Linked DNA regions of Mus musculus: regions 1 and 2 are each linked to region 3. Evidence: chromatin loops called from intact Hi-C (ENCODE). Cell type or tissue: left cerebral cortex. All regions are shown on one strand. Each heading gives the region's core, and the rest is flanking DNA. Links, peaks and the distances in the headings are about the cores only.

Region 1 (7,935 bases), core at 2,013-7,012, 220 kb after region 3:
ATGGGTGGGTAGGGAAGTGGGGGGGGAGGGTATGGGGGGCTTTTGGGATAGCATTGGAAATGTAATTGAGGAAAATATGTAATAAAAAATGTTTTAAAAAAAAAAAAGAACACACTCCAGGTTTCTCCAGCAAGGATGTTTGCTGAGGGAGATGGAAAAGAACAGTCTTCCATTGAAGGAAACTAAGGGAAGCAATGCTTTCAATTCACTTGCTAAGTTTGCTTTGTTTTAGATTTTTTTTTAAGTCACAAACAAGCAGAGAATACATCAAATACGTTTTCTACATTAATCGAAATTAACATGAGTGTAAAAAGTTAACTTACTAAGGCTCTCAATTGTGTTGGCAGAACCTCTAACAGTGACTCAGTCATTAGACTGTTAGATTTAATTAACTAATACTTTAAAAGCTTTCTTGCACATTTACTTGAGTCAGGGGAAGCTGCTTATAATTTTCGTTGTCTTTTAACACTGACAGCTTATGACTGTAGCCAATGCTGTAAAAGGGCATGGCTGCTTTTGTTCTTTGTCTTCTTCGGGTAACTTAGAACATGGCCAGCAATCTGTTCTTCCTCTAGAGCTCCAACCACTCACCCATAAACCCACCTGGGCCTGTACTTAGTTTGAAAGTGAAAGGGGGAGGGTCGTTACGTTTTAACCACTTTAAGATTTACTGCACTTCACAAACTCCCTACTTCTCACACCAACTCTGACATTCTCCATTTTGGCATTTTGTCTATACTTCCACAAGTTTTAGTTCATAAAACCTGACTATGTTAAAGTTCTTTAAATGGTCCTGAGTGTTAGAGATGCCAAACATCATAGACAATTTCAAAGTAGAAACTTAAAAGGGCTGTCTCAAACCCTATGCTTCAGAAGCAATTATCTCCACGTACGTATGTAGTTATAATTTTATAGCAGACTTCTCTTCACATAGAGAATTATAAGAGCATAAAGTTTAACAGCAACACACACTGTAGTTAGTATGTATAGATACGAGTAAAAGAGTTACACACACGAACAGAGGGGAGATGGATGCTGAAATAGGCAAATGATAAGCATGTAGAGAATCCTGCATGTTTTTCTCTTTAAATAACTATAACAGCATCTTTGCACTTAGTGATCATAAGAACAGGAGTCTGTGCTGAGAGTGGGGGTTTTGTGCGTCACCGCAGTCATCCAGGTTTCTGGTATCTATTCCACGCTAATGGGATGTTTACTGAGTAAATGCATTTGAAGTACCATCTACAAACACTGTTCTCCAAGCAACATACGTTCTGTTTATATAACCTCCCCTGTCCCTTGCAAGGAAGATGGTATCAGTCCTATTTCACGGTTAAGAATTTACTGAAACCAGAGGGAAATAACTTGCCAAGGGCTTAGAAGGCAGCCTGCCAGATTCAGGCGTAGGCTCTGTCTAAAACCAGCACCTGCTGTCTCTCTAGTGCTCCACACTAATAAGCAGAATGAAGGTCCTACTCCAGAGAAAGCCCAAAATGTGGAAGTCCAAAAGGAGCTTTGGAGAATGGGAGGTCCCTTCATTGTTCTTCTGCTGGATGCAGGGCCTTGCAGTGGGAGCTGAGCTTCAGCGAGTCTTTAGCAAGCTTCCTGCCTTTCACACCACCAACAAAGAGCTCATCTGCTGCACTCTGCTGTGCAGTGGGTGGGCAGGGAGGCAGAACTACAAGCAAAAGGGATCCCAGAAGCTTTCTATGCAAAGATGGGGAGGGAGAAGGCGGGAGGGATGGCAAGAACTTTAACAGACCCAGCAGAGGACTCTGGGAACAGAAGGAGGGCCCTGGAAGAGACTGCACAGCTCTGGTTAGCCCTGCTTAGAAAACCCGCTCCCACTTGGAGCTACCAATTAGGGGAAGAGGATTCTCTGTGGGCTGAGCAATTAAAAGGAGGGTCTGCTGACTTGACCTCATGCTGAGCGCACACTGCAGGCAAATGTGGGAACAAGTACAGCTGCCATGTGTACAGGATTAGCTGGTGCCCTTGTCAGAGCAGAGCTACCTTGGTCAACCTTGCCTGCTTGGAGAGAAGCTCTCTGAAGGGCAGGTCACAGCATCGCTCTCTAGTTAAGGTCATTTAAACAAGTCATTAGAGCAGATTCTAGTTGGTTTGAGGATAGCTGCCATTTAAATGAACAAAAAATGTCAATCAAGTAGTGTTATAATCCAGTCACAGACAGAAGGCAGGATAGGTTATTTCCTGGTGACCCTTATTAGAAAAAAAAATCCCAATTAAGAATTTCTGATGTTGTGACACCAGTTCAGATATTACCAGTCCCCAGGGAACATCTGTACTCTGGAGAAGGCTATATTAAAAATCAAACACAATGGCCACATACATTTCTGTCTCGTGCTCGTGATGTTTGTGTATGCATGCATCTGTCTGTCTGTCTGTCTGTCTGGGTCAGCTGACAATCTTGAGTTTCATTCTTTATGCATCATTCATTTCCTTTCCTTTTTTCTTTTCTTTTATCTTCTGACACGGGGTCTCTTGCGGGCCTCTCACTCACCTCGGCTGGGCTTGCTGGCCGGAGAATCCGAGGGATCTCCCTTGCTCAGTAACTCTGCCCCCACCCCCACCCCCACCTCCACCCCAATGCAGGCATTGCGAATGCAAACAGTTGTGCCCAATTTAAAAAAAAATGTCAGCTCCAGGAGTCAAACTCAGGTCCCCTCACTTGAAAAGCAAGCACTTTGCTGACCAAGTTACCTACCAGGTCTGCAGCTTAAGGTTTAAATCTAGGTTTTTGGTTTGACATATAGCATAGACACAGGAAAAAATGCACAAATTCAAAATATACAGCTCTATAACTTCTCCCTCTCTCTCTCTCTCTCTCTCTCTCTCTCTCTCTCTCTCACACACACACACACACACACACTCACACTCACACACACACATACACTCCACATAACCAAGTCAAGAACTAGAATTATTGCCAGTGCCTAGCAAACACAGAAGTGGATGCTCACAGTCATCTATAGGATGGAACACAGAGCCCCCAATGGAGAAGCTAGAGAAAGCACCCAAGGAGCTGGAGGGGTCTACAACCCTATAGGTAGAACAACATTATGAACTAACCAGTACCCCAGAGCTCTTGACTCTAGCTGCATATGTATCAGAAGATGGCCTAGTTGGCTATCACTGGAAAGAGAGGCCCCTTGGTATTGCAAACTTTATATGCCCCAGTACAGGGGAATGCCAGGGCCAAGAAGCGGGAGTGGGTGGGGAGGGGAGCAGGGTGGAGGGAGGGTATAGGGAACTTTCGGGATAGCATTTGAAATGTATATAAAGAAAATATCTAATAAAAAAATAAATTAAAAAAAAGAACTAGAATTATTGCTTGCACTCCATATTCCTCCTGTCTTGTTTCAACCACTGTTCCTGTGCCCGGGTAGTCCCAGCTCTGCCTTCTAACGGTGAGGCCTGCTTTGCCTGTGGCTGATCTCCGCATAAATAGAAATCTTTATATTTTCTTCTCTCTGGTTCCCTCAGTCTTCTACCCGTGAGACTGGTCCGTGTTCTTGCAGGTAGCAGTAGTTCAGACTCGTTACTGTTCAGGAGACCCTTACAGAATGCAGAACTACAAATCATCCTTGTTCGTCTCTGTTGCTGGACAGTTGGGTCATTTTACATGAATAACTCTCAGATTGCTTGATCACTCTCAACATATTCCTACCTTAAGCCATACCAAATATGAACATGGAATTCAAGGGCTAATAAATTTCTGTGGCCTGTGAGAAGCAAAAATGACATTCCTTTTCCTGCTCTGAAAACGTGAAGATGTCATGTGATCCGGTGATATACCCCAGTGGGAAACTACTTGCCATCTGTGGCAGAAAGCTAACTCACTAGTCGGAGAGAAATGGGATGCATGGATCTCAGAGAAGAGGACGTGGGTCCATGAGATTCCCAAAAGAGCTGGTTGATTTGACCCTGTGCCATTTGCAAAGCTTGGTAACTTTTCTTGTGAAACAACAAGGTGATACTCCTGGGATTAACATAAACTCTGCAGGGGACTTCTGCAAACTTTTGGACAGGTGGCAAATGGCAGAGCTGTTTTTTTTTTCCCCAGAAAGAATTCAGACCAATCCCTTCCACTCCCTCATACTGGATTTAGGACTGTGACCCTGTCACAGCTACAGAACACATGGGCTCCTGACTCGGCTGAGTGTCTCCAATAGTCTTCCTCACACAGTCAGGCTCAGCCTCTCGGGATGCCCAACATGTGACCAGGAAGGCTGTGGGAGGAACTGAAGCCCCAAGGTCGGAGGGATTCTATTAATACCTTCTATGTTTCAAGTCCTCTGTCTCTGGAGTACTTTAAGCATCCTCTCTGACTCATGCTGGCATGCAGAGAAAAGTCACTTTGGAGATGACTGGCCTTCAAATGTTCAGTTTCCGGGACTCCATCCAGGGGGCTCGTCTGTTGTTATTATGTTCAAGAAACGAACGAGTTAATCAGAGAACACTTTTTGCCTCTTAATGTTACACACCAGCTCAGCAATAAGGCTTTCTGGGTATCACCAAACAGACAGGTGGCTTCCATTCTAGAAGCCCTTAGCCTCCTGAGCTGTCTGCTGAAGCCTGTGGGTTCCTTCTCAGAATATTGCATTCAAATGTGCCAGAGAAAATGCATAGGGTTACAAAGAAAATAAGCCCAACCACATTCGCTCTCTAGACTGTAAGCACTAAACAGGTTCATGTCATGGTAAGAACATGTGTGCTTAATCCTGCAAGAATATAGTGTTTAGATAGTCTTCTCTCTGTTGGTGGCAGCCAAGGACGCTGTTAATACTTCTGTGGCCTGCTGTGTATATCCGTAGTGGAAAATTGAAATTTTCTACTAAAAGTTAGTAAAAACTTATACTCGCCACTCTTCCCCTATTTCAATTCTCAGGACCTCAGAATGCTCTTCCCTCTTGGATACCTCAAACATGGCTCCAAGACTAGCTATTATGCACATGCATACAATTATTCCAAGAACCTGGAGTTTTATCTTCCTATATTCCATTGTAGTATGATCACCTTATGCTGCTGTTATACATTTTTGATATACATTATTAGAATTATGTTTGTAACCTTTTTCTTGGTATTTTTGTATAAGTAAAGTATGTGCATTAAAAACTGTTTTTATAAGCCAGACAGTGTTGGCACATGCCTTTAATCCCAGCACTTGGGAAGCAGAGGCAGGCGGATTTCTGAGTTCGAGGCCAGCCTGGTCTACAAAGTGAGTTCCAGGGCAGCCAAGGCTACACAGAGAAACCCTGTCTCAGAAAAAACAAACAAACAAACAAACAAAAAACAACAACAAAAACCCTGTTTTTATTTTCATTGTTTTTACATTTTATAGTTCATTGTGTGTGTGTATATATATGAATCTGTGCATAGTGTTGTCTATGAGTGTGTGTGTAGTGTCCTCTGTGTGTGCCTGCAATCCTGTGTGTGTGTGTGTGTGTGTGTGTGTGTGTGTGTGTGTGCCATAACCACATGTGGAAGCCAGACAGAAGGAGTTTGCTTCTACCATGTGGATCCTGGGGATTGAACTCATGTTGTCAGATTTGGTGGCCAGCTCCTTTTCCTGCAGAGCCAACTTGCCCCTCAATAACTCGTTATTGAATGGGAATAAAGGGATACTTCCCTTACAGGAGATGGGATGGAGTCTGAATCCGCAGAGTGACACCTGCTCATGCTGGCTCATTTAAGACACTGTTTTTATTTTTTCATCCTGTGTATGTGTGGGAGTGCACACACTCGAACCTGTGCATACTCAGAATCCAGAAGAAAGTGATCCCTGAGGCTAAAATAGGTGCTGGCAACTGACCCCAGGTCCTCTGCCAAAGCAAGAAAGGCTCTTAAGCATTGAGCCATTCCTCCAGCCCCTAAGCTGGATTGTTTTATGTTTTGTCCCTGCCTTTCTGCACCTCCTAGGCACTAGATCAAGATTGGCCTTCAGCCAGGAAACATTGGTTCTGAGATACCCTCCTTGGCCTGTAGCTGCCAGCCGAGGAAGAAGTATGTGCAGGCTGGCATGGGCCCGGCAGAGCTGGTCATACCCAGCAGTGGCCTTGTGGGTAGGCTGAGTGGGCAGGTGTGGTCTCTGAGTCATTGGGCAAGTGCCCCAAAGCTTAAGGACAGACCCCACAGCCCCCGCATTGAGCTTCCTGTTTCCTGTCACAGCGTCCAAAATTCTACCATATTCGGTTATTCATACTGAGCCTTTCACGGATCTCAGTTAATGAATAATTTTTAGTTCTGAGATGGGAGCAGCTTTAGGTGAGGGAGACAGAGATACGAGAAAATTGGGCGAGAATACAGACAGGTTTTATACTTTCACATTTCTGAAATGAATTTCTCTAGTCCTTTCAAACTACTCAGGCAGCATTGGGGAACTGCTGGTTCCCTGCTTACTGGAGCTCCAACAATAGGGTGCCATCTGGGAACCCAAGGACTAGGACTCCCTGAGTTTGATTCCTGTGCATGCCTATGTGCCTATGAGAGATTATGTGCACCACACACATGTAGGTGTGAGAGGAGGCAAGAGGAAGGTGTCAGGTCCCCTAAAACTAGAGTTATAGGGAGTTGTGGGCCACCAGGTGTGGGTGCTGGGAACTGAACCCTGTCCCCTACAAGAGCAGGAAGTTCTCTTAACTACTGTGCCATCCTTCCAAGTCCACTATTCAGTCCTCAAACACACTTTCCTACCTAGCCACACATGAGCACATGAGAGAGGCAAGAGAATTAGGACATAGCACAGAGTGCGGGACAGGGGACATGCTGCGTCTCAGCTTGATGTCACCAGGCTCTTAGTCACACTGCCTTCTCTGTCTGGGGAGGACCTAGGATCTAAGGAAAAACTTTTCTCAAGATGAAGGCTGAAAACTTCAAAGGTAACACAGGACTATATTTTCTTGATCCTGAATTAGAACGGAGACTCGGATACATGGGCGTATCTCTGTGTGAAGTCTTTTTAAAAGGAGAAATAACTAAAGCTATAGCTTTAGTTAACATGGACTAAAATCTTTATTAGTTAGCGGGCAACTCCACTGACCCTGGTCCAGGATAGCACAGCCACTCATGTCCATCCTATTGAAAGCACTTGGGGAGTTGCTGTTCCTGTCTACCTACCCCATGGACAGGAGGGTCCCCAGAATTGTCATCTTCATTACCTTTTATGGCACCCTTGGACAAATGATTTACTGTGCTGTCTTTTCTCTCTAAGGAAATATTCGGTTTCCTATCCGCTATTATTTGACATAGCTTGTCCCTTGCCAGCTCATATACTGGGATCCTGGGACTCAGTACGGTGATATTGGAGAATAATGGAACCTTTAAGAGGTGAGTCATAAGGGTGGAGATTAGATTCCTGGGGACATTGCCACCAGAAGGGATTAATGCCTCCTGAGACTCCAGATAGTTCTGGAGAGAGTGGTTGTAGTGAGTCAGACCAGCCCCTCCCTGCTGTCTGGCCCCCCATTTGCCACGTGTTCCCACCATCAGGATGCCATACACAATGGGCACCTCACCATAGCCAAGCAGAGACTGCTGCCATGCTCTTGGGACTCCAGAACTGTGAGCTAAATACACCCTTCTTCTTTACAAATGATCTGGCATCGGGTATTTGGGTATTGCAACTAAACGTAGACTAACACACTACCTAGAGATTTTATATTCCTCTTAGCCAAGGGGGAGGCCTTATATTATACCCATTTCACCCTCCACAGGTAGATTCATGGGGGGGGGGGTGGTATGTAATTATGTAGAAAATCTTAACTCACGAGTGTCCTCATCAACATAATTCTTGATTAACCAGATTGGTTTTTTGCAAAATGCTCTAAAAAACAAGGAAAGTTGCTGAATCCTCCCTCTGCCTCTCGCAGCCTAGTAAATGGAACCATAGTTGTTTGCCTTTGCTTTCTCTTTTGT
Region 2 (7,935 bases), core at 1,736-6,735, 860 kb after region 3:
TAAGACCAGCTAATTCTGTGACCACGAGTGCCCTGCCATACCTCTTTGGCTGTGGACTGAGTCCTTGGATCGGGAAGAAGGCTTTGTGGAATTCCTTAACGATGGCATCATGTAAGTCCAAGGATGGTCGTTTTGGCAGAAGCGTTGTGTGCAAGTGATACATCCACAACTAGAATAAGTATCTGTCCCACGAAGGACAAAGTGCTGCCCTTCCCATGATGGAAGGGACTTCATGTAATCAACCTGACACGGTGCTCCTCTCTGCCACTGAGAGGTTAGACACTCAGGTAAATGGAAGGTCGTGTAGCTGACCCCATACATAACCTCCAGCCCTGATCCTTTGTCGTGAGCCCATTGCCTAATGACAGGCATGGCTGGAGAAAAAGATTGACCACTACCCACAGAATGGACTGTCCTGTCTACTCAACTGTCCTCCTCTGCCGAAGTGACCTTCTGATGGACATTTACATGTGACATCTTCACGCCCTTAGCCCATGTGGAGAGGTCTACCCACATACCTCTTCACAGAATACCTTTCCCACCAGTTTTCCAGTCATGCTCTTTCTGAGCCCTAGACCGTCCAATCAACCATCGGCTACCCCCAGTGAGGTAGTGTATAATAAGCCATGTTTCCTTCCAAGTAGAATGTATGATGTTGGATGCTATTGAGAGTTCTGCACACTACAATTTTTTCCCTTTAAGACTGTCTCTCAGAGGTGTGCCCAGAAGAGGCTCCGATGTTGCCACTCTCCTTTTCCACGTGGTACCTAAGTAGCTAGTGGTGCAGCACCATCTGTGACTAAGGCTTTGGACTCCTCTTCCTCAGTCACCGGGCTGAGGGTCCACCACATGAAGCAAAGGACATGCTTGTGGGTGAAAGACTCCATATCAGCAGAATGAACTGTAGGCGTTTGGGCCACTTCTTTTGTCACTTACCTACACCTTCAGGAATTGCTCAGGGCCAATCACATATATATCACTTCAATTTAATGGTGGATTACCATGCGTCCAATTTTACGACTTGGTGGATCAAATAACAGCCAGTTCATAATGGCAGGTGAGGCTGTGTGGTAACTTGGGGTCCCCTTGTCAGGTGCTGAGTTTCTACCAAGACCCTGCAGCAGGCCAGAAGTTGTTTCTCAAAGGGAGGATATATGTTTGCAGATGACAGCAGGGCCCTGGGAAGATATTTGTGTCACATGTAAACGCCCATCAGAAGGTGACCTCGGCAGAGGAGGACAGTCGAGTAGACAGGACAGTCCATTCTGGGTGTAGTGGTCAGTCTTTTTCTCCAGCCATGCCTGTCATTGGGCAATGGGCTCATGACAAAGTGTCAGGGCCCTGCGTTCATCATGATTCACCTATGAGGCCTTGCCAAAGGCTGCAGACAGCATTGCCACCTGCCTCTAACAAGTGACAAAACAGCTGTCACTTGTTGCAGAACCTTCACCCCGGTTCTGGGTCCCAGTCAAAACTAACAGCTTTTGGGGCAGAAGGGACCCGGTACAGTGACTTATTCCTTAAACAGAATATATTTGCATGACCCACATGACAGGACCCATGGACATTTTCATCACAGTTATTTATTTATCACACATATTTATTTGCACACACCATGGCATGCATGTGAGGGTGAGAATATGCTCTTAGGAGTCGTCCTGGGAACGGAACTTAGGTCTTCAGGCTTAGCGGCAAGCCCCTCTACCAGCAGAGTCGTCCCTCGCCAGCCTGACTCCTGGAAAGCTTACTAAGGTCGAAGGTTCTTGCATCTTGTTTGAATTTACTTCTCATCCCCTGACAGGAAAATTCTTTATCGCTAAGTCCTGTTCACTCAGACCAATTAGCATTACGTCATCCGTGTAACGGGCTGGCATGCTTGTTTATCCAAAACTGTATGTGACACTTGTAAGTCCCTATATTGGAGCTGAGGAGAAGGCTCCGTTGGTAAAGTACAAGGATCCGAGTTCAACCCTCAGAACTCACAAAAGCCAGGCGGACGAAGCCTGAAGAGCTACACCCAAGGTTGCCCTCTAGCCCCCCACAGACAGACACCCAAGGTTGCCCTCTAGCTCCCACAGGCACACAGGATCTTTATTAAACGCTCTATGAGTGTGCCACCAAATCTCCTAATCGAGCCCTGACAGAAGTAATGCCATCTAGTAATAACATAAAGTGTGTAAAATCATCCTTGCTCATAGCAGGTGCTCAATGAATATCACCTGCTATTGTTAGGATCTGCAGTTTCCAATCAGCCCTGTTCTATCTAGTTCAATAAAGGCTGAACTGGCTAATCGATCCTTTTCTCCTCTGAAGTCCTGCTAGAGATTTTGGTTCGGTTTGGTTTGGTTTTTTGTTTTTTGTTTTGTGTGTGTGTGTGTGTGTGTGTGTGTGTGTTTGTGTGTGTGTGTGTGTGTGTGTTTCGAGAAAAGGCCTCACTGTGTAGCCCAGGCTGACTGAGAACTGGCGCCAGTCCTCATAGCCTCCCTGATTCTGGGTTTACAGGTATGAGCTACCACATATATTGTGCCTTAGGTCCTCATGAAGGATGACTAACGTCTGTTTCCCTTAAAATCTGAAAGAATTTTTGATGGAGTGGATTTCACAGACCTGGGGAGGCCAAGTCGTTTCTACAGACATTTCTCAGTGTTGTTGGTAGTCTAGAACAAACTGGGGGGGGGGGCGGGGGGTGAGGGGGCGGGGTCAGAAAATTCAACCCTAGTGGAGAGAAATGGGGCCTCTAACCTTTGTAGAGTTTCTTATCTGCATGTCAGGACACGTGAAGGGGTGAAGGACTTGAGAGGGGGGTGGGGGGGTGGGGATGTGAGACATCTCAGCACTGGCCACACCGAAATACTGAAATTTCCAATTCTAGTCAAGCATGAACGTTGGAAGGTATCATTCATTCATTCAGTCAGTCAGTCAAATATATTAGAGAAGAAAGTGTGTTTTTATTGTTGGTATCTCCTTGCTACTAAATATTTCTGAAAACCTATTTTTTCTTCCCTCTCTCAGACCTTTTCTTTTTCATTAATTTAATTATTTATTCACTTTGCCTCCCAATACCTGACCCACCCTCTCCTCCCAGTTCCCCTACTACAGCTCCCCCACCCGGCCCATTCCCCCATCCCCTTCTCCTCTGGGAATGGGGACGTCTCCCTGGGTTCCTCCCCTTCCCGCCCCCCTACCCCACATCAAGTCTCTGCGGGACTAGCGCATCCTTTCCCACGGAGGCCAGACAAGGCCGCCCACACACGGTCATGTTGCAGACAGGAGCTTAGCATAGCTGTCCACGGAGAGGCTCCACCCCCAGCCCATGGAAACAGATGCAGAAACCCACAGTCAAACATCAGATGCAGCCCCGGGAGTCTTGTGGAAGATTTAGGGGAAGGATCGAGGGCTCGGAAGGGGATGGGAACTCCACAGGAAGACCAACATAAAGTTAACTAGCGTGGATCCTTGGGCCTCGCAGAGACTGAACCACTAACCAAAGAGCTAGCATAGGCTAGACCTAGGCTCCTCACAAATATGTAGGAGATGTGCAGCTTGGTTGTTATGCGGGTCTTCCAGCAACAAGAGCGAGGGGCCGTCCCTGAATCTATTTCCTGTCTGTAGATCTCGTTTTCCTCTTTCCTTTTAACCCCAGTTAAGTGAGACGTCTGAATCTCGTTCAGACAGGTTCATGCAGCCTCCGAGTCTATAATCCCCCTAAATTGCACCCTTTCTGTCAAAGAGTTCGATTTCTTTGGTCGAGTCCAAATGCCAGGGGAGGGGTGTGCGATCTCTCGTTTTCTTTCTTCCCAGCCATCACTTTAGCCCTGTATGCCGTTTCTCTTAAGTCTCTTTCTGTGGCGTTGCGGCTCAGAGAATGGGATATAAACTCTAAAAACTCACTTCTCAAGTCAGGGCAGTGTGAATCCAGTGTCTTCTGTGAACCTAGTGTCTTTATTCTAAAAGATATTGGCGTTCCCACACCGGGAGTCGAACCCGGGCCGCCTGGGTGAAAACCAGGAATCCTAACCGCTAGACCATGTGGGAGACGACAAGTGTGTCACAGAGCTCAGACAAATTGAGTCTCTTCACTCCGCTCCTCCCATAATCTGCAGACTCCACCCATGACTGTAAACTTGGTTCTGCGCATGCGTGAACCACTTTCCCACACTGCGCTCTGCAGTTTTCTGGTCCCGATCTTTTGTGGCGCCATCGGATCCACAATGACAAAGCATCGGTTCTCCCCTGATGCTGCTGGTCTCCGTGGGACCAGAGCTCTGCATAGAAGCGGCTGTGGCACGCAGGCTACCTCTACTGCTGCAGTCACGCCAAGCCAGAAGGCTGGCTGCGGCTCTCACCCAGGTGCCCAGCCACCAATCCTCTTTAGGACGCCGGGAACCCGGTGGCCAGGAGGCCGCCTTCCTTCTCTGGCACTTCTCGGTGGATCGGAGCCGCGCACAGAGACGATGCTCAGTCACACAGTTCTTTCTGTTGATGTTGGATCCCCTTAAATCCTGCCTGCCTCCGGTCCTGACCCCGGGAACTTGGAAGAGCCTGGGGCTGGTCTTCTACGGCTTCCGAGTGACACCCAGAGGCAGGCGCGCAACAGTTCCGAAATAGAAAAAGTTGGCCGTGTTCGCCCTACAATGATAAAAAGATCCTTGGCTAGGAGAGCGCGGGATCTGAGCAGCCAACAAAGAGGCTAGCAGCTACAACCGCAATATCTACTATGCACAGGAGAAACCTCTTCCCGAAGTTCGCCCGTCCACCCACCGCCGGCAACTTCTATACTAGCTTTGATGTTTCCTTTTTTTTTTTTTTTTCCATGAGGTGTCATTTTGAGCGACACCTGTTTGGGAACGTCCAGAATACTCTCCAAAGCTAACCTTACCACCTATAGAGAGCCCTGCATCCTATTTCTGAATTTAGGGAGTGGATCAGGCAGAGATTTCATGTTTGGCTTCCAATTTTTAGTCTCAGGATAATAATTTTAGGTATATTATAAATAAATTTAGGTATATTACAGTTTCAAGGATCTAAATCACCAATGCTACCTATTCGTTGGGTGGCTGCCATCCATGGGATATAACCAAATACAAGTTTACTTTTTCTTTTAAAAAATAAAAACAAGAGTTTCCCTATATAGACTGAGCTAGCCCGTAGCTCATGCAAACCTGCCTCCGGAGTGCTGCGACCAACAGCGCGCATCACCTCGCCCTGCTGAAAGTTTACATTTTAAAAGTTTTCGTTATTATATATTTAAATGTACAGTGATGGGTTTCATTGTAACGTTTTCACACGTGCATAATGTATTTTGATCATATTCACCCCATACCCTCCTGACAAACCGGATCCTGCTGGTTCTCTTCCTCTGTTGAGGCTGTGTGTGTGTGTGTGTGTGTGTGTGTGTGTGTGTGTGTGTGTGTACCAACATACTTAGGGATAGTTACCTGAACACTGGGAAAAGGTTTACAGGTTCATGGGCACCTGGCCAGTGGCTATACCATTGAGGAAAATATCTTCCCCTCCCCCAGCAGCCATTAACCCAATATTTCCTCAGGAATGGGTGGAGACTCCTGAGTTCAGCAAAGCACCCCCTCCCTCAATCTTAACTGTAAATCACATGATAGAGGTACTCCACCCCCACCCCCACTCCCAATCCCTCCCGAACAAGTTTGCTTTTGTCTCACTACTTCCTAAAACTGAAACTCCCGGGGTTGTTTGTTTGTTTGTTTCTTTGTTTTAACCACTGGACAGTAACTACCAGAAACCTTCTAGGTTCTTTAAGTAAAAAGAACAGACAGCAATTCAATCGATTATAGACAAGTCTCTGACCTCTATCCCATTCTAGGTTTGGGAGTAATTGCTGGCTTCTGGTTCTCCATGTTTACTGTGGGCTTCTCTTCCTGACTCTGTTTCAGGACAGCACTTTGGTAGTTGGAGACAGCCACACTGAGACCATGGAAATGAGTAAGCATCATAAACTCCTTTCCTTAGAGAGCAAACTAACTAAGAGCTAGTGATATAGTAGTTAAATACCACACCAGAGGCAGGCAGCCTGCTTCTCACTTCTTCCTGCGGCTTCCTCCTTTGGAGGATCCGGCGGAGCATGAGGGCCAGATGGAGAAAAGAAAGGAGTCAAATGCAGCCCAGACTCACTGCTCTCAGGCCTGTGCTTGCTTTAGGGCTGGCTCTCATGCGACGTGGGACGTGGGACGTGGGACGCGACGTGGGTTCCTAGAAGGCAGCCCTGCTTGGGCCCGAGAGACAGGGAGTCCAGAAGACTTTTCCAGTGACTTTGTTAATCCAGAGTCCCAGCTTCATCTACCGGGGACTTCCAAAAGAGCACTTCAGGGAGCAAGGGTGGAAGTATGGGGGCTGGAGAGATGGCTCAGCGGTTAAAAATACTGACTGCTCGGTGGCTCACAAATTTGAAGACAGCTATAGAGTCTTTTTTAAAAAGGGGGTTTGGGTGGGTGGAAGTGTGACCATTAGCAAACACCTGCCCTTGCGATGTCCTTCGATTTTTGAGTCTCACCAATGCATAGGACTAAACTGTCTTTGGCTCTAAAAGTAGGGTGCCACTGAAGCCCAGAAACTTGGGTCCGTCTCCATTTCTAGTTGTCTGTAAACTCCAAATACCCCAGGCAAGCCTCTCTTTCCATACTGTGCCCTGGCACAGCCTGCTCCCAGCCCCACAACAGTCTACATGCTCCGCCCTCCTTGTCCCTCTGCCAGGCCAGCCTCTCCACTCTGAGCCAACCTTGAGGCCAGTTCAGCTCCAGGAAACCTTCCCAGGGCTCCCGATCACAAGCCACGCCCATTTTCTCGGAATCCCAAAACACACGCTTTCAAAAGAATCACATCAAGGCAGATCTCTCACCACCCTGGAATTGCTCAACAAGGTTCATGAGTTTAAGTCAGATTCCATAAAACCCCTGGGAACCTAATCCCGTAGTCAATCATTTGGCCGAGTAGTCTCGGTTTTTTATCTAACTTAAATACTTCCTGCTGTACTTCTATCTAAAAGTCGCCACCTTTTAACCAGCAGCAAGAACAAAATGTTCCCCGGGAGAAGGAAACGTACACACAGACAAAGGTTTCTTGTTGACACAGGAACAGTTATTTCTGGCCGGGTGAATACATGGTTGATTCTCTCCCATTTTATCTACCGTTTGACACTGGGGGAAAGCCCCAAACATATTGTACTTGCCAGACACTACAGTAGCCAGGGGATGTGGCTGTCATTCAGGCCTGCTTGCCAGTCACCCAGGGCTGGAGGTGCTTTTCATGTCAGGGGGCCGGAGAGCTAGCTTTTAGAAGAACATTAGAAATACGTAGCTGTTAGTTCTGATCGCAAGTCCCTGCCAGTGGACTCGGGCTGGACCCTGGGCTAAGGCTGAATCCCGAACTAACCTTGGAGCTCTTTGGGGTAGCAGCCCCTCCCCTGGTGAGCACCAGGGCAAATTAATCTCTACAGCCTGACATCACCAGGTCCAGCTTCTAAGACCAGGTCTGACCTCAAAAGGCTGTTGGGAGGCCAAAGCTTCCCCCAACAACTTATTCAGATCATTGTAACTCTGGGTTGAACTCAAGTTGACAACCAAGATTAGCCATCACAAGCCCACTCCTTGGTGTCTGAGTGATGGTCCCTTCATTTATTCAATAATCAGTCTCAGAGAAACAGTCTTGGCTGCTGTACATACACGATGAACATCTAGAGCAGGGATGTCCAATTCTTTTTGTTTGTTTGTTTTCGAGACAGGGTTTCTCTGTATAGCCCTGGCTGTCCTGGAACTCACTCTGTAGACCAGGCTGGCCTCAAACTCAGAAATCCGCCTGCCTCTGCCTCCCTAGTGCTGGGATTAAAGGTGTGTGCCACCACGCCCGACTGGGATGTCCAATTCTTAAAGTGCATGACTCCATAGCTTTGAATGAGATTTAGAG
Region 3 (7,935 bases), core at 1,327-6,326:
TGACCATTGTATTGAATATAAGAAATACAAGTATTTTCTGAATGCAACAGCCTACTCATAAAGTGCCTGAAAATACTTCTTTTAAAAATATATTTAATTTGAGTTTTACAGTTTCCGAGGATTGAATTCATGACCACCATGGTGGGAGACCATGAGGCAGAGAGAACTAACAGGGAATGGGGTGGGCATTGGCACACTTCCTTCAACAAGAACACATATCCTAATCCCTCCCAAACAGTTCCACCTCCTGGGGACCAAACGTCTGAATGTACATGCCTATGGAAGTCACTCTTGTTCAAATCTCCACAGTTAAAATGTATGGTGATGCTCTGCTTGGCTTTTCTCAAAGATGTTGGAACCCAGCTAACTTTGTAGGCCTCCTCTCTAAGAAGCTTCTATTGCAGAATTGGGAGTCTGTAAATTCTATCAGAACACCACACACCTTCTCCAACTCATGGGAGTGGTTTTCTGACACCAGGTCCTAGTACTGACAGGAGACACACACACACACACACACAAACACCCATCCCTAACTCAGACGTGATGTTCACTGATGACCAATCGCAAATGGAAAATCAGTTCTTGCTAATGAATCACAGTGGAATCACCCATAAGGCCAGCCACCATGCCCAGCTGTAGCTGGCCAACACAAAACAAAGGAATTGGCATTGTTGGGGGTTCTTTGTCTCAGAAGGTTTTAACAAGGCTGGGGCATTGTTTGTTTTATTACCTTGTAGGTCCTTTGCATAACATCAGAGCTTCCTGTTTTCTGTGTGCATAAACATGTGTGTCTCTGCATCTACATGTGTATCTCACGCTCTCTCTTCGGCTCTTTTCTTCTGTTTGTGTCTTTGTTTTGTCCTGTATCTGCTTTTGTATATACATATATACAATTTTGTGTGTATATATATATATATGTATATATATATATATGCGTGTGTGTGTATACATATATATGTGTGCGTGCGCGTGTGCACACACACACACACACACACACACAGAATGCATTCGGTTTGCCTATCTGGCCTCTGGTTCTTGGCCACTCAAGCAGTGTTAGGGATGGGCTCCATTGCATAGGCTTTAAGTTAAATCAGACGAGCTTTCTGCCACAATTGCACCGGTATATCTTGCAGGAGAATCAACATTGTAGATCACAGACTTGGTAGCTGGATTTGGATTTATCTTTCTCCTTTCATGGCATGCAGGGTAGCCTCCAGTACCATGAACACTAGTCTCTAAAGCTGAGAGCTCTGGGCAGGCTCCAGTGCAACTTCTTTGTGCTTGATAAGCCTTGTAGGTGTTGTCTTCAGCCCTGGTGCTCTTACCTCTCTGTCTGTTGCCTGATGATGGATTTTTCTCCTTCCACGATGTTCCCCAAACGTCAAAATACAGCCACAGTGATATCAGGAGCTAAGCCATTAGTCTAGCACCACAACTTTCTGATATTTTCTGTCTTACCCTAGGCATGATACATGGATACGTGCAGATGTTGAATGTCCATGCACTTAAATTAATTCTATCCCCAAAGCAGAATGAGACCAATTAATTTGTTCTGAATATAATTTCTCTTCAGTTAAGACAATGCTTCCCGACCTTCCTCATGCTTCAACCCTTTAATACAGTTCTCCATGTTATGGTGACCTCCCCATCATAAAATTATTTCATTGCTACTTCATACCTGTAACTTTGCTACTGCTATAAATCATAATATAAATATCTGATATGCAGGATATCTGATATACAATTTCCAAAGGGCTTACAACCCATAGTCTGAGAACAGCTTAACTCAAAACACTATAAACATGGAATTATCAAAGTGCATATTTTTCTCTTTTGGTTGTTTGTGGATTTTTCCTATGTTTTACTTAATAAAAATAATATTTACTCTTAAATCATGTTTTATCTTTCTCACTTCTCAAGTGAATGTTTCTTGTTTCTCCTGTATGGTTTGCTATCTAATTTCCCAAGAGTCATTTAATAATATTTTGGTGTTTCTTTGATTCACCACATGGCACTGGTTATTGCTGATTATAATGGGAGATCTGGCTCATTTTCTTAAAACATTATTCAGAATAGCTTTCACTTTTACCGAAAATTGCAAAGATAATAGAACGAGTCATATTAACCCCACTCCTAGTGTCTCTGAACATCTTACATTAGTTTGATTTACTTCTTGAAATTAATGAACTGGTGTTAATACACTATTATCAAATAAAATCCATACTTCAGTAAAATTAAATTTCTTTTCACCTAATGTCTTTTTTTTTGATGACCTAATATTTCAGCCTTTTCTTTGGGGACCCCATCTAGGATCCCCCACTGCATCTAATCAGAACTCCTTGTGTTGATCTTAGCTGTAACAGTTTTATGATTCCAGGATGTTGCGTGATCACCGCAGCATTGAGCTGTGTTAGTCAGGTATTTTGTTGAGTATCTCTCAATTTGGCTTCATCAACTCTTCCTCCATGGTTTAATGTACAATGCACTGAGTTGTGCTCAATCTCAGCGAGGGGTGTGGAATCCGCACAAATCGTGTGAAACCCTATCTGGGACGTTTACTATTTATCTCATCATTTATAGAACATGGTCTTTTGAGTAGGTATTGTTGGGTTATAGACATATTGGTTTATTTTTGTGGCCCCAAAGAGCCATTTGGAGCTTCTGTAGACGGATTCCCACGCATCTTTGATATAATCCCATCCTTATTCCTTTTGAACTACAGAGCTATAAATCACTTTATTTACTAGGATTACCTGATACTTTTTAATGCATCACCATGATTCAATTTTTAAAAACGTTGAGTGTCTATTGAAAGCAGGGCCTTGGATTAGAAATATTTTTTAAATCTCTTATGGTGTCTCTTCAGATTTAAGAACAGGTGTGTCCTTTTCAGTGGAGAATCGTTTCAGTGACACCGAGGCCCACACAGTTTACTCCAGCATGACCCAACTTGGGCGCTTTATTTACCTGGCTGTGTTCATAACCAGAGAATCTGCATGCAAATCTTAAGGACCCCTTCATTTTCTTCATGTCTAAGTATGCATAACAAAAGTCCAGAACTTTGGGAGTTGGGGGGGGGGGTGCCAGCCCTGGGTCCAGCCCCAATACTACTTAGTTTCATGACTGTAGTGACAAAATAACACAAATTACTTTTTTTTTTATGATACCTTGTAGATACTGGGTGCTGATTTTAGAAAATGCACATCATTGAGGATGTAGGTGTCTCATGGTGCCCTTAAACTGAACACAGAGATTTGACCCTCTTGGTTTGCATGATGTCATGGGGCGTGGGGGGTGGGGGAGCGTTGTGTTGAATGAGAAGGAGCCATGCTTAGCAGTTGAATAAAACATTGGGTAGACTGCCACCAGGTGGCAGAAGCACTCTGATTGGCAAGGACACTCCTAAAGGACTTGCAGGTAATTAGCCAGCTCTTCCTCTTAGTCACTGCTTCAAGTTCAGATGACAGGAACAGGTCTGAATGTACAATTGAGCTTTATAATTTCCTATCAAGACACCAGCGATCTTTCAGGTTCCCAAGCAGAAGTCTTTGAGTTATTTTTGTTACATCTGATCTTTTATTTATTGAGAGATACTGCCTGTTCTGACCGGCTCCCCCGCCCCCCCCGCCCCCTACTTCTTTGCTCCTTTCGCAAAACCTCTGATTCAGATGTACCAAGAAAAAAAAAAAAAAAAAAAAAAACTTTAAACTGAATGCAACTTTCCAAGTCTGAGTCACTGCTTGTGAATTTTTTTTTTATTTGAGACCCTTCTTTCACCTCACCCATGCTCTGCAAATAGGAGTTACTTTTATGGTTCAGGGTTGGAGGTATTGTATGCAATATATATATATATATATATATATATATATATATATATATATATATACATACATACACACACACATATATACACACACACAATAAATATATATATGCACAAAATATATATGTACTATATATATATATGCACTATATATACACACATATATACACACATATATACACACATATATACATACACACACACACACAGCCACTCTTACACCAGACTCTATCTCTTCCCTCCTAGTAGAAAAAGCCTTGTCACAACATGGAGCTCTGCTCTGTTACAGGCAATGGCTAGGCACAGTAGGGACTCATGTGCTTCTTGCAGAGGAAGTCACGAAAACATTGGTCCTGAGGTTGAGTCTGAAGGTAATTCAAACAGTTGAAATGATCATAGAGGTGGGTTGAGGGGAAATGGCGTGATCTTTCAAAGCCCGACACTGTTATTTAGGTGTATAGGGCAGTGGTTAGAAATGATATTAAAATAAAGGGGCAAGAGACCACATTATGGGGGTGGCTGAACGACATGCAAAGAAGTTAGGACTTTATCTTTTGGGCATTGTTGTAAGGTCTAGAAAGAATAATAAGAAAGATAGACTTGCATTTCAGAAAGATGCCCCCATGGTTTTATAGAGATTCATGAGAGGGGAGTAAGATCTACCGCATGGAAACCACATTGGAATGACCACAGAGCCTGGATGGGTGGCGGGGATATTTAGACCTAAAACAAAGTAAGGAAAGGGCAGAATAGCACTTGTAAGTCAGCAAAGAATCAAGTCTGATTGAGGTAAATGGCTGGGTGGCCACCAGGTTCCTGGCTAAGGTCACTGGATGAGTGGGTGGTGATCTCATTCATTAGGACAGAGGATACAGCAGCTAGGAAGATTATATTGGTGATATGAGAAGCTAAATTTATTTTGGGAGCATTTTTATCTTATGTATGCCAATCAGCTTCACATATATATATGGAAGGCATCAATAAATGATGCATTATTGAGCATTCATCCTAAAAAGTCCCAAGGCTGTTTCTTTCCCACGGGTTTCTTCTTTCTTTTCCCACAGTCTTCCCAACATGAAATTTCTGTGGCTTATTTCGTGTACCTTTTAAAGCTTTTCTCACAGGGGAGTTCCTCAGTCATTGTAAAGGTTTCAATATAAACTCTACAAGCAAAGAATCGGTCCTTAGTCTAAAGGAGCTCGGTGTCCATGGCAGAACTGTGGCTTGGTTAACTGCAGTGTTTTCATGGGACATCTGGACAATGGGGATCTATCTCCTTTTGGGTAGGAGGAGTTGGAGAGAGCTGCTGGGGAGAAGCTAGGCCTGGGTAAAACACTAACAGATGACAGCGCTGGAAACCTAAAGGATGCGCAGATGATCAGCATTAGGAAATGTGCAGCTGAAAATGCCCTGCCTCTGTGTATTCAGCCGTGGCCCGTCTTTGCAGTCTTTTCTTTTGAGGCGGTGTCTAGAGAAACCTTTCTATCCCTGGCTTGTTGATCATGAGTAGCTTTGAACTCGTGATCTTCCAGCTTCAGCCTTCAAATTACTATATGCCACCGTGTCCAGGCAGCCTTGAGCCATCCAGATCAGCCTTTGGGTCCGCTCTCAGAATGACTGTTCATTTGACAGGTCATATGACTCTTATTCCTGTCCTCCTTTACCCACCCTGTACTCACGATCCATTTGGTGGTGGGTTTTAAATGCCAATTTGTATCTTATTCTCAGCTTAGCTATTCTGGACTCACTCCTAAAAACTCTTTGTAAATTTTACCACTTCCAAACCTCCCTAGCTTCCATTTTGGTCATGCCCCATTGGCCTGGGAGGTCCTCATGCGACCTTGTGAGGCAGTATTCCTAAAAGAAACTAACTGTATAGTAACAAGGTATTTCTATAATATGTTCTGAGGAGTTTTTATAGACTAAATAAACTCCTGATATTGAAAATCCATGGTGACACCGGAATGAGTAGCAATGCTCCCAGCAAATAAATATTCAATAAATCTTACGGAATGAGGGAATTTTACATAATAACCTGTGAATAATCCTGGCTGCAGCGACTTTGTTGTCTGTCTTGCATACACACTTCTTACTGCCAGAGCAATGAGGACAGCAGGAGTGGTTGACAGGGGGAGGCAGTCTGCTGGCCCCATGATTCTACAGATGATTTCCTCTGTTTCTCCTTTAGTCAAAACAAGTTCTGGCTCCCTGGGGCTCTGAGGTGAGCTGAGGGTCAGAGCATTGGAAGAGCCAACCCTTCTCTCAGGGGCTCCCAGCTCGGGATCTTACTTTGTGTTTTCGGAGGAGCCGGTGTTCACTTCTGCTATCTGTTTAGAAGAACTCCGATGCTTTCAAAACAGTTTGTCCTTTAAAACAGATAGGCATTCCCTCTATAATTTGTTTACACTGCTCATGAATAAATTACCAGTGCCACTGATATAGACTCATAGACTCAAGCTTAACTAGCCTTACTGTGGCAGTTGATCATAAATTAGCAGTGTCTACTTAATGCGATTTTATTATCTACATAGACATGTGTCTTCACGGTATATGCCTATGAACTGAGAATCACTGCAATTTAGTGTTAGAAGGAAGCAAAAACAATTCGGCAGGCTGGGGTTGTAGCTCAGTTGGCAGAGTGTTTGTTTAGCATGCACGGAGCCTTGGCGTCAATCCACTGCACCACATAAAATGAGCATGGATGATCATACAAACATGCAATTCAGCACTAGGGAAATGGAAGCAGAGAGGTCAAAAGTTCAAGGTCAGCCTGGGACACATAAGAAGACCATGTCTTCAAAAAACAAAACAAAACAAAGAATAATTCTGCATGAACCTTACACTGTGCAGGTGAAGCAACGAACAAGTAGGAAATTGTTCTTTTTCTTCTACTCAAGAGACTAGCTCTATTTTAAACACAACTCCAAGTCTCATTTAGAGAGATGATTTGCTGCGATTCTACGCTCTGTCGAGCACGCTGCCTGTTACCTAACGTTGCTGCTGTGTCTTCTCAGCTCACTTGAGTCAACAGACACCCTGAAGACAGCTGTGTTTTATTTATCTTTCCATTCCTCATGGAGCCTCCCTGGCTATCGAAACTAGACAGTACTGGATTGGGCTTGGGCATTAAGCTGCAGGCAGCTCTGATCCTATACTGAACAGAAGGAAGCAGACACCAGATGCTAGGTCTCCAGGGTCTTGAAAAGCGTCCTTCTGCTATGTTTTCACTGGTTAGCCTTGCTTAGAGCCCTTGTCCTCCCTTTCTTTACCAGAGAGATAGAAAGATGAGGTACTGTGCCTCAGCCTTTCTTCTCTATTGTTTCCCTAACCCAAGCCACAACTTCTTGAACTAGGCTGGATTTTTGCTGCCGTTGGCTTACACACTTGACTCTGTGTCTCTCAGTTCAGCCCTCTTGACTTTTGGTATTTTGTGGCAAATTAACTCAGACCACCTGCCGTAACAACACTGAGAGTTGAACTTCTTTCTTCCTTGATACTTTTGACCTAAATAAGCGGGGGTTAAATTATTACAAATTTGGACATCAGTGATTCATTTGGCAAATATTTATTGATCACTTAATGTGTAGCACAGTAGAATCTGTTCTGTCTGGTGAAGATATGAAGTAAGAAATAAAACCAAGTTGTGCTTTCGTGGAGTATACATTTGGGTGGAAAATGGATGGGGTAAATGTGAATGAACAGATATGCACTGTGTAGACACCACCAAAGGGCAAACGCTGTGAAGAAACAGAAAGGGAGAAAAGGACATAGAGAATCAGAGGATAAAGTGGTAGTCTTGAGAGGAAGACTAGAAAGGGCCTGGGTAGAGACCTTTTGAAAAATCCTCTGTACATAGGTGGCTTCTGAAGTCATATAGCAAATGAGACCATCTGGACACCGATGCAGTCATTATTGAGATGTATAATGGCGTATCGGCTCTAGGGCATTTAGAGGCAGAAGATGGTGAGGAAGATTCAGAGGGCAGGTTGATAAAGAACAGCCAATGATAAAATAAGCAGTCGTGTTAAATATTCAAAGGCAAAATTGAGAAAGTAATTCAAAATCGAGCACTATCAAAGAAACCCGAAGAGAAAAGACAACTGAGAGACGAA

The links. A loop is a pair of places that touch in the nucleus more often than their neighbours do. Peaks named below come from ENCODE experiments on the same cell type or tissue, not always from the same donor. Only the 100,000 strongest peaks of a DNase experiment are listed, where the experiment ranks them.
Region 1: it touches region 3 in a loop (2.8-fold over the local background); 2 of 42 quality-filtered maps call a loop at or near these places.
Region 2: a loop joins it to region 3, with 2.4 times the contacts of the local background. A loop is called at or near these places in 13 of 42 quality-filtered maps.

The regions. Positions count from the first base shown.
Region 1 is chr14:76,785,924-76,793,858 of GRCm38, reverse strand. The region is part of intron 1 of Gm30246 (a long non-coding RNA gene); the gene reads right to left. Among named protein-coding and RNA genes, the nearest start is that of Gm30246, 9.2 kb to the right of the region's middle. In left cerebral cortex, for the core only: no CTCF peak of the experiment used is centred there; a DNase peak (open chromatin) is centred at 4,283; H3K27ac peaks cover 415 bases.
Region 2 is chr14:76,148,874-76,156,808 of GRCm38, reverse strand. It overlaps n-TEttc6 (a tRNA gene), which reads right to left and starts at 4,035; the gene lies at 3,964-4,035. In left cerebral cortex, for the core only: a CTCF peak has its summit at 4,579; DNase peaks (open chromatin) are centred at 4,510, 5,081, 6,204, 6,720 and 2 more places; H3K4me3 peaks cover 1,810 bases; H3K27ac peaks cover 1,063 bases.
Region 3 is chr14:77,003,881-77,011,815 of GRCm38, reverse strand. No RefSeq gene overlaps it. Among named protein-coding and RNA genes, the nearest start is that of Lacc1, 29 kb to the left of the region's middle. In left cerebral cortex, for the core only: a CTCF peak has its summit at 3,376 (motif pointing right); DNase peaks (open chromatin) are centred at 3,379 and 6,012.